Linked DNA regions of Homo sapiens: all the other regions are linked to region 2. A link is a contact called in ENCODE Hi-C or POLR2A ChIA-PET data. All regions are on one chromosome and are shown on one strand. Each heading gives the region's core, a stretch centred on a gene start or an enhancer-like site at or near the end of the contact. The rest is flanking DNA. Distances are from core to core; before and after follow the strand shown.

Evidence for each region. Hi-C counts contacts between places; a loop is a spot of excess contacts on that map. ChIA-PET counts read pairs that join two places held with the same protein, here RNA polymerase II (POLR2A). Pooled maps may share reads with other maps.
Region 1: a map of CD4-positive, alpha-beta T cell shows a loop between it and region 2 (7-fold over the local background). The contact joins the promoter of YTHDF2 here to the promoter of RBBP4 in region 2. A Hi-C loop is called at or near these places in 1 of 168 maps with a recorded cell type or tissue (CD4-positive, alpha-beta T cell) and 4 of 50 pooled maps. POLR2A ChIA-PET finds 5 or more read pairs at or near these places in 1 of 52 experiments (OCI-LY7).
Region 3: a pooled map shows a loop between it and region 2 (4-fold over the local background). The contact joins the promoter of SNIP1 here to the promoter of RBBP4 in region 2. A Hi-C loop is called at or near these places in 2 of 50 pooled maps. POLR2A ChIA-PET finds 5 or more read pairs at or near these places in 2 of 52 experiments (activated CD4-positive, alpha-beta T cell and activated T-cell).

Annotation. Positions count from the first base shown.
Region 1 is chr1:28,735,649-28,738,348 of GRCh38, forward strand. YTHDF2 (YTH N6-methyladenosine RNA binding protein F2) reads left to right here and starts at 1,292. Exons shown (of 5, transcript NM_016258.3): 1 at 1,292-1,499; 2 at 2,010-2,034; 3 at 2,611-2,690. The coding sequence starts at 1,473. RefSeq lists enhancers at 1-108, 639-688, 1,008-1,906, 1,789-1,898.
Region 2 is chr1:32,649,792-32,652,491 of GRCh38, forward strand. It overlaps RBBP4 (RB binding protein 4, chromatin remodeling factor), which reads left to right and starts at 1,417. Exons shown (of 12, transcript NM_005610.3): 1 at 1,417-1,531; 2 at 2,123-2,270. The coding sequence starts at 1,516. ZBTB8OS (zinc finger and BTB domain containing 8 opposite strand) reads right to left here and starts at 759. Exons shown (of 7, transcript NM_178547.5): 1 at 642-759. The coding sequence starts at 738. RefSeq lists enhancers at 629-1,216, 1,217-1,805, 1,966-2,065 and a silencer at 1,096-1,665.
Region 3 is chr1:37,552,668-37,555,602 of GRCh38, forward strand. SNIP1 (Smad nuclear interacting protein 1) reads right to left here and starts at 1,626. Exons shown (of 4, transcript NM_024700.4): 1 at 1,339-1,626; 2 at 1-80. The coding sequence starts at 1,562. RefSeq lists a silencer at 1,349-1,408 and an enhancer at 2,880-2,935.

The DNA.
Region 1 (2,700 bases), core at 42-2,541, 3.9 Mb before region 2:
GACCAAATTATGATGTTAAATCCAAGATGCCATGTTATTTATTTTACCGAGTCCACCCAAGCCTCCTATATCCAGCGTGTGGATAGTACGAGGTTGACAATTAGTGCATTAGTTACCTGTTTACCACGACGTACTTGCAATAACAAAAGCTATTAGATGGGCTTTCCTAGTATCAAATATTCCTGCATGAGTTGGCTTTGCTTCTGATTGAAAATACTTTTGCCCATCCTTTGCATCTCCCCTATATTCTGGTTCCCTAATACAGAGTCTCGTAGGGGTAGAGAGATACCATTATGTTAGTGTCAGATACACCTGGCTATTTAATAGTTTTGTAAACTTGGGCACATTACTTAAGCTTTCTGTTTTTCCAGTCGTAAAAAACCGAAAGACTGATAGCGATTTTGAAGTTGTCGAAAGACTTTAATGTGTTTGAAAATACCTAACAACAAAGCCTGGCCCACAGCTGGTATTTCAATAATGTTAATTTCCTTGCTTCCCTCTTGAGGTCCTTAAGATTCATAGGTTCTCCGGACTCCTTGAAAGTTTTGTGTAGATGCATGAGGTGTATTTTTCTTGGAAATAAAGTCCACAATTTAACAGATTATCTTGGGGCCAGCGATTTCCCCGAAAATAAATTGTAGATTCTCCTTCCTGCAATGCTAAGGGGTGAATCTCTTTTGCGGGAGACTGGATTCTTTCGGTGTGTGTTTTGCTCTCTGGGTACTCTTTCTGTAGTCGGCTAACAGAGGATGACCAAGCCCCTCGCGGGGGCGGGGGCGGGTCACTCCCGGACAGGGCCCCCATGAAGTTTCCCTGGGGACTGTGTGACTCCCTAGGGGTCGGGTTACCTCCCAGATGGGGGTGGGGTATCACTTGCAGCTGGAAGGCAGGTTCATTTTAAGGTCTCGCGGGCTTCGGAGGCCCCTCCCTCACTGAGAAACCGGCTTTTGTCGTTCTTCTGAAGCCAGAGCTAGTCTTTCCAGGTGTTAGTCGAAACCTCGTGGTGCGACCCTGGTCGTCCCAAACCCCCTAGGCCTTAATCCTGGGGCGGTGGGGGCGGGGAGGCCGTGAGCACGGCTTCCGCTCCTCCAATCCGCCAGAGGGCGCAGCGGCCGGCCTCTCCCTTCCCGGGGTTCTTCGCGCCGGGCCCCTTCCGCGTGGGTGAGTGAATGTGAGAGTCAGCGCTCGCGCCGCGCGCGCCGCCCGCCTCCGCTGTTCGGCGCTCTGCTTTAGGCGGTGGGGGGCGGGCGCGCGCGTAAAAGCATAGAGACGGGCATTGAGCTCTTGGGCTAGAGCGTCGCCGAGTCGGAGCCGGAGCCTGAGCCGCGCGCTGTGTCTCCGCTGCGTCCGCCGAGGCCCCCGAGTGTCAGGGACAAAAGCCTCCGCCTGCTCCCGCAGACGGGGCTCATCTGCCGCCGCCGCCGCGCTGAGGAGAGTTCGCCGCCGTCGCCGCCCGTGAGGATCTGAGAGCCATGTCGGCCAGCAGCCTCTTGGAGCAGGTACAGGCCCGGCCCGCATGCCTCGGCCATTGTGTGAGGCGAGAAGGAGCCCGACTAGGCCCGGGCCCGCCGCTCCTGGGCAGGCCGAGCCGAGCCGAGGCGTCGTCTCTTGCGGGCCAGGTTTCGGGCCTCTCAGGCCGGCCGCGCCCGGCGCCTCTCCCTCAGCCTGTTCTTCCCGCTTCTCCTCGGGCCTCGGAGCCCACGGGCCGGGCCGCGCCGCGTTCCCTTCTCTCGGCGGGCCTCGTTTTCCTTCCTTGTTTCCTTCCCCTTCCTTAAAGCCCTGGGTTCCTCGCGTCGCCGGTGGCGCGTCTGCCGCGTTTTCTCCCCTGCCCCACGGGCCTGGCGCTTTCCCCCGCCTCCCATTTTCAGCCTCTTCCTCACTACCATTCCTGACGCCTCCCCTCGGGCCTGCTCCTTTATTCTCCCTTCGGGCCCTGCCTTAATTTGTTCTTCCTTTTCCATTTCTCCTTTGGACAACTTGCTGCTCGGCGACGTTTCCTTCCCCTGCAGAGACCAAAAGGTCAAGGAAACAAAGGTAAGTCCCGCTCCGCCGGTGGCCCTGAGCCGGGAGGGGGACGCGGGGCGGTGGGGGCGGGGTCTCCGGGAAGCGCCCCGGGCGGAGGACCTTTCGGAAGCCGCTTAGTTCGCAGGTGCCGCACACTTAAGTATTTTGACCCTTTCGGTGTGTTCTTGCAGCTGGCGAACAGCTTTTTCGCTAACAAGGAGTAATTCATTAAGGGTGGGGGTGGATTGGGTTTTGAAACGCTCCAGGTCCTTAGTTTCCTGTAGGTCTTAGAAGGCCTTTGTTTTTCATCCTCGTGGATCACTCTCTGGAAGTACTCTCATGTGATGGGGGAGGGGAAGCGGGAGGGAATGGAAATCCAGAGGAGCCAATAAAATGACCTTTTTAGATCAACTTGCTCTGGGTGGAGGGGGACATTTTCACTGGCGACTGTCGCTTCAGCATTCACTGTCATCTCTTACCCTTTTGAAGTTCAATCTTACGTGCTTTGTTAACTAGTAAGGTTTTTCTCTGGTTAGCATATATGAACTAATTTGAAAGGAAGATTGTAGGATTGGGACACTCCTAATTGAATTTTTTTTTCTTTAGTACAAAATGGATCTGTACATCAAAAGGATGGATTAAACGATGATGATTTTGAACCTTACTTGAGTCCACAGGCAAGGCCCGTGAGTAGTT
Region 2 (2,700 bases), core at 167-2,666:
GTAGCTGGGATTACAGACATGCTCCACCACGCCCAGCTAATTTTGTATTTTTAGTAGAGACGGGGTTTTTCCATGTTGGTCAGGCTGATCTCGAACTTCCGACCTCAGGTGATCCGCCCGCCTCGGCCTCCCAAAGTGCTGGGATCACAGGCCTCAGCCACCGAGCCCGGCCTAAAATAATCATTTTTAAAAATCACAATCATAAATGGCAAAACCAGGTTTTTTGCTAATATGATCGAGGTGAAACATCAAGTTAGAAATCCCCTAATTAGCTTTCCGAGTCCTCTAACCTCGCACACTCTAATCTCACCGTTGGGAAATACATGGGGGTAACAACCCTGCAAACGCCTGAAAATATGGTTATCTTTAGAATTTACGAAGATAAATGTGATTAGGCACATGTGGAAGAAGTTCAAGAGACTGTAAATGAGGGAGGCCAGGTTTCGCGACTATTAAACCAGGTGGCTTTTTCCTTCAGCATCCCCAGGAGAAGTACGAACGCGACTACAACAGCCGGCACAAATGGGATCATGCCTGAAGTACCCATGGGGCACAGTAGAAAGAGCAGCAGGAAGCCGCGGGTAAGGAGAGGGGATGCCTGTGTGCTTACATGTAAAGAGAGAAGTAAGCCACCTACTCACACTCGTACTTCCTATTGACTGGCGGATACTTGGCCTTGATCGCCTTCTGTTCTTCAGTCAAATTGTAATCTCTAACATCTTCCTCTTCCTGCGCCATGACTGCAGGATTAGACACTCTACTTCCGCCCTTCATCCACCGGACTTCGGCCCGGAGTTACTACTTCCGCTCTAGACTCCGCCCCTTGGCGCACACCCTTAAAGGACCACACTCCTTTCTCGGAGTTGGCTGTTGACCTACTTTAGTCCCTACCCTGCCGCTTGGATCGCATATTTAAAAAGCCAAAACCCCATCTTCTGCGATTCCTTCATTACTAGTTCTTTCCAAAGACTAAGGAAAAACGTTGAAGGGCACCTTGAATGAAACCCGTCTGGGTCTGACTGGCGAGGTTCTTTCCCCCGCTTCACCCCCAAAATTGATAACTAGACCCGAAGGCATTCTAGATTTTTCATCTCAGTACTCTGAAAGGGTCGTAAGCTTAATAGCCTTCAAGAAAATGGCTGCCCTCTTGCCGCGGGAGTGTGCGGACCAAACCTCTCTCACGTGACCCTGACCGGGCGCAGTCCCGTCAACGCCGGCGCGCGCAATCGCTGGAAGTCGGCTCGGGGAGGCGTGGGGGGAGGGGCGGAGCGCGCGCCTCGGTCCCCGCGGAAAGCTACTCCGCGCGTCTGGATTGGTCGCGAACGCGGCTTCCCCGCCCATCCCGCCATTAGGAGCGCTCCCATTGGCTGATGTTGGCGCGAAGGTGCGCGAGTCAGCCCTCGCGCTGGGGGCGCAGGAAACAATAGAGGCCGCGCGCACAGAGCGAGCTCTTGCAGCCTCCCCGCCCCTCCCGCAACGCTCGACCCCAGGATTCCCCCGGCTCGCCTGCCCGCCATGGCCGACAAGGAAGGTGAGGGTGCCGGGGCCGACCCAGGAGGGCAGTGGGTGCCTGGGCTGAGCCGCGGCCTCGACATGGCCTAACAGTGAGGGCAGGCCCGAGTTTGCCGAGTGCAGTCCCCGGTACTGAAGGCGTGAAGAGGGAACTCCCCGCGGGGCGTGCTAACGGCTCGCCAGTTCCCTGGGACCGATTTCGGTCGCAGCTGGCGAAGCCAGCGGTGGGGCCCCCGGCCAGTGTTTGTTTCTCTTCCTGCCTCCGATATCGGTTTCTCGGCCTCTGTCCCGAGCGTGGGGACACCGCTTCCTACCCACAAGGCTCGGAGCTCGGGCCTCCTCGTCGGGCTTGTGAGTTTCGGCGCGCACGAGCGTGCTCCGAAGGCCTGGCTGGCCCCTTGGCCTGGAACGGGTAACGGAGTGTTTGGCGGGGATGGCCCGAGGAGTTTCGGCGCCGCGAAAGTGGAGAGTGTGGATGCCTCTGCCGTGGGGATTTAGACAAATCACCTCCATTTCATGGTTAGGCTGTAGGAGTCATGCAGGTGGCTTTGCAGAGGATTACTCGGTTTCCGTTTGTTTGCTAACTTAAATTTGTTTTTAAAAATTTTAGCAGCCTTCGACGACGCAGTGGAAGAACGAGTGATCAACGAGGAATACAAAATATGGAAAAAGAACACCCCTTTTCTTTATGATTTGGTGATGACCCATGCTCTGGAGTGGCCCAGCCTAACTGCCCAGTGGCTTCCAGATGTAACCAGGTGACATGACTCTCCCGAACGTTATTTTGATGTATTTTCAGTGTAGATTTCTCATATTGATTTTCTTTTTTCCGCTCTTCAGTCACCCGGAGAAGGCATGTGATCAAAACCTCTTGGTGACATTTTTTCTAGGCCACAAAGTAAGGCAAAATAACAAAATGATTTTGTAACTTACCTGACAAGAGAAAACATATTGGCGTTTTTTTCTCAATACTGAATTAAATAGCTGTAGCTGATGATAATACCTGTAATAATAGTGGCTGTACCAAATAATAGTACAAAACTTGTCAACTTTCAAAAAGTATTATGGCCAGGAGCAGTGGCTCACACTTGGAATCCGAGCACTTTGGGAGGCCCAGGCAGGAGACTTACTTGAGGCCAGGAGTTGGAGACCAGCCCTGGGAATACCCTCGTCTCTACTGCCCCCCAC
Region 3 (2,935 bases), core at 376-2,875, 4.9 Mb after region 2:
GGTGAGGACTTCGGTTTCTCTTACTGCGAGGAGACTTGCTTCTTCTCCCTGAGGCCTTGTTTTTCTTTTTGGGTGGGGACCTATTCAGAGCATGGTACACAGGATTTTATCGCAATTTCCCTTCCCCCATAAAAATTAGCTTCCAGTATCAGGCTTACCTACTAACACAAACACCGCATTTGTGAAGGTCTCTGCCGGTCACATTAAAGGAGTCACGAGGTTCACTTTCCTAGCCCTAACATCTCCCTTGCATTCCATACTCACATAGACAACTGTCTACTGAACCTTCTCACTTAGGTAACATAACTCTTAATTCCCAACCCTTCAAAAACCTTTCCTCTCCTACTCCTTGCCATCTCGCTGATTGGCATCACCATCCGTAAGTCACCCTTGACTCTTTATCCTTCACTACCAACACCCCTACCATCAATAACAATCCCTCCATCCTGTGGTTCTACTTCCTCCCTGTGCCATCTCATTCCTACCACCCACCTTCTTGACCACTATAATCCACCGACACTGGCTTTTTCCCATTTCAATCATAATTCATTCTACTTCAGGTTCTTTGCAGATGTTGTTTCCTCTGCCTGGATCTTTAAGAGGTTGGATCATTCTTATCAGTCAGGTCTGGGCTCAAATGGCACCTCTTTAGAGAGTCCTCCTCCCTCTTCTCTCCAATCTCTCACTATCACATTACTGTTTTAATCTATCAATAATACTTGTTACTAACTGAAACTATTTTGTTTATTTTTTTATCATGTCTCAGGGTTAGAGCATAGCCAATTTGGCATCGGTGAAGATCATCTAACTGAATCACCCTTGCAGCCCCAATACCTAGGGCAGTCTTTAACACTTAATAGGCACTCAGTAAAACTATGGTGAATGAATGCATAAATAAATGAGTCTAGCAAGAAGTAACTTTTTTTTTTTCCCCAGTTTCTGTTAGGTAGCTCGCTTAGACCTCGATGTGAAAACCTTTCTGGCAGGTAACCGGAAAGACAACGCCCACACTCCATTTGTGGGAGGGATGGGGAAAATCTCAATCCAATTTAACAGATTATCAGTGCTATCTGTTGGGCCACACTCTTCGAAGTGCTAGGAACACAAGAATGAAGGAGTGGGATCCTGCCGGTTAGTCATTAGGCGTTGAACACCGAGCTATAATGCAAGTGACAGAGCAAGCATAACACAAGCACGACTGGATCACTCTCAACAGCCCCTCAGGATTAAGTCCGGGCTGCTGCGCCCACCATTCAAAACCTGTTTCGGACGCTAGCCCTGCCCGCCTTTCTGAATGAGCCCAACCCAATGTCCATCCTGGACTGCTCCCCCACTTACCGGCTAACTCCTCGGGCTCGGTTCCCGCGGTGGCCCGAGCGGGCCGGCTCGCTGGTCGGCGGAGACGGGCTACCACCGGAGTGGTCCGGACGGCGGTGGGCGGGAGGTGCGACTTCTGGGCTGAGACGCTCCTGCTTCACCACCACCCCCGCCGGCAGCACCACGTCCCCGTCCCGGTGTCTTCGCCGGCTCCCTCGCTCCCGTTCGCTCTTCACCGCCTTCATTCTGTGATTTTGGCTGGGCGAAAGAAAACAGATCAGTTGAGCTCCTCTAGCTGGAGGAAATGACGAGTTTAACTCCTGGACTTCCGCTTCCGGGGTGCCCAGGCTCCCAGAAATCCTCGCGGCAAAGGTTAAACACGTGACTACTCCCTAGTGGGTGTGGCCGCAGCGACAGGCTTGGGTGGCGGGAGTTTCAAGTTTCAAAAACAAACTTCTGGCTGGGAGTGGTGGCTCACGCCTGTAATCCCAGAACTTTGGGAGGCCGAGGCTGACGGATCACTGAGGTCAGGAGTTAGAGAACAGCCTGGCCAACATGGCAAAACCCCGTCTCTACTAAAAATACAAAAATTAGCCGGGTGTGGTGGCGCGCACCTGCAATCCCAGTTACTCGGGAGGCTGAGGCAAATGAATCACTTGAACTGGAGGCGCAGGTTGCAGTGAGCAGGGATCTCACCACTGCACTCCAGCCTGGGCAACAGAGCGAGATGTCTCAAAAACAAACAACAACAAAAACTGGGAAAAAGCAAACCTCTCAAGGCTGTTTGTTGCCACATTATTAGTAATTACAAAACGTGGAAACAATGTAAATACCAGCAGTAGGGAAGTTAGCCAAATTAATGGGTGTTATGTGGCCATTAGTAAACCATTTACAAACTTTAAAAACCCTGACTTGTTAACGATAAAGCAGGATACAAAATTGTGTGCAAACTATAATTACATTTACATTTGGAAATAGAAGGGAGGAAGAAATGGAAATGCAATCAGAGATGATAACCCATGGGCAAATCATTAGCTTTTCAAATCATTAGCTTTTCCTCTTCTATTTCCTGAACTTTCTGCAATGCTGTTGGGGCTCAGAAACCAAAACCCCAAAATACGGCTCACTGACAAGCTGAACTGAAGAAGCCTCAATGTTCCTTTCCAGTGCCCATCATCTCTCCCAAAGCACAGGTCTTTATCTGCCTAAGATCCAGACTACCAAAAGGAATAATTGTTTCTTTCTTCTCCACCCAAGAATGTAATCACACCTGACCAGAGACCCTTATACTGTCAAAAGTAGCTATTTACAGCCGAGCACGGTGGCTGCAGCCTGTAATTCCGGCGCTTTGGGAGGCCAAGGCAGGAAAATCGCTTGAAGCCAGGAGTTTGAGACCAAACTGCCTAACATAGCAAGACTGTCTCTACAAAAAAATTAAATTTGGCAGGGGCTAGTGGCTCGTGCCTGTGGTCCCAGCAGAGACAGGAGGATCGCTTGAGCCCAGGAGTTGGAGGCTGCAGTGAGCCGTGATGGCACCACTGCACTCCAGCCAGGGCTACAGAGTGAGACCCTGTCTTCAAAAAAACCAAACCAAAACAAAAAAAAAAACACAAAAAAC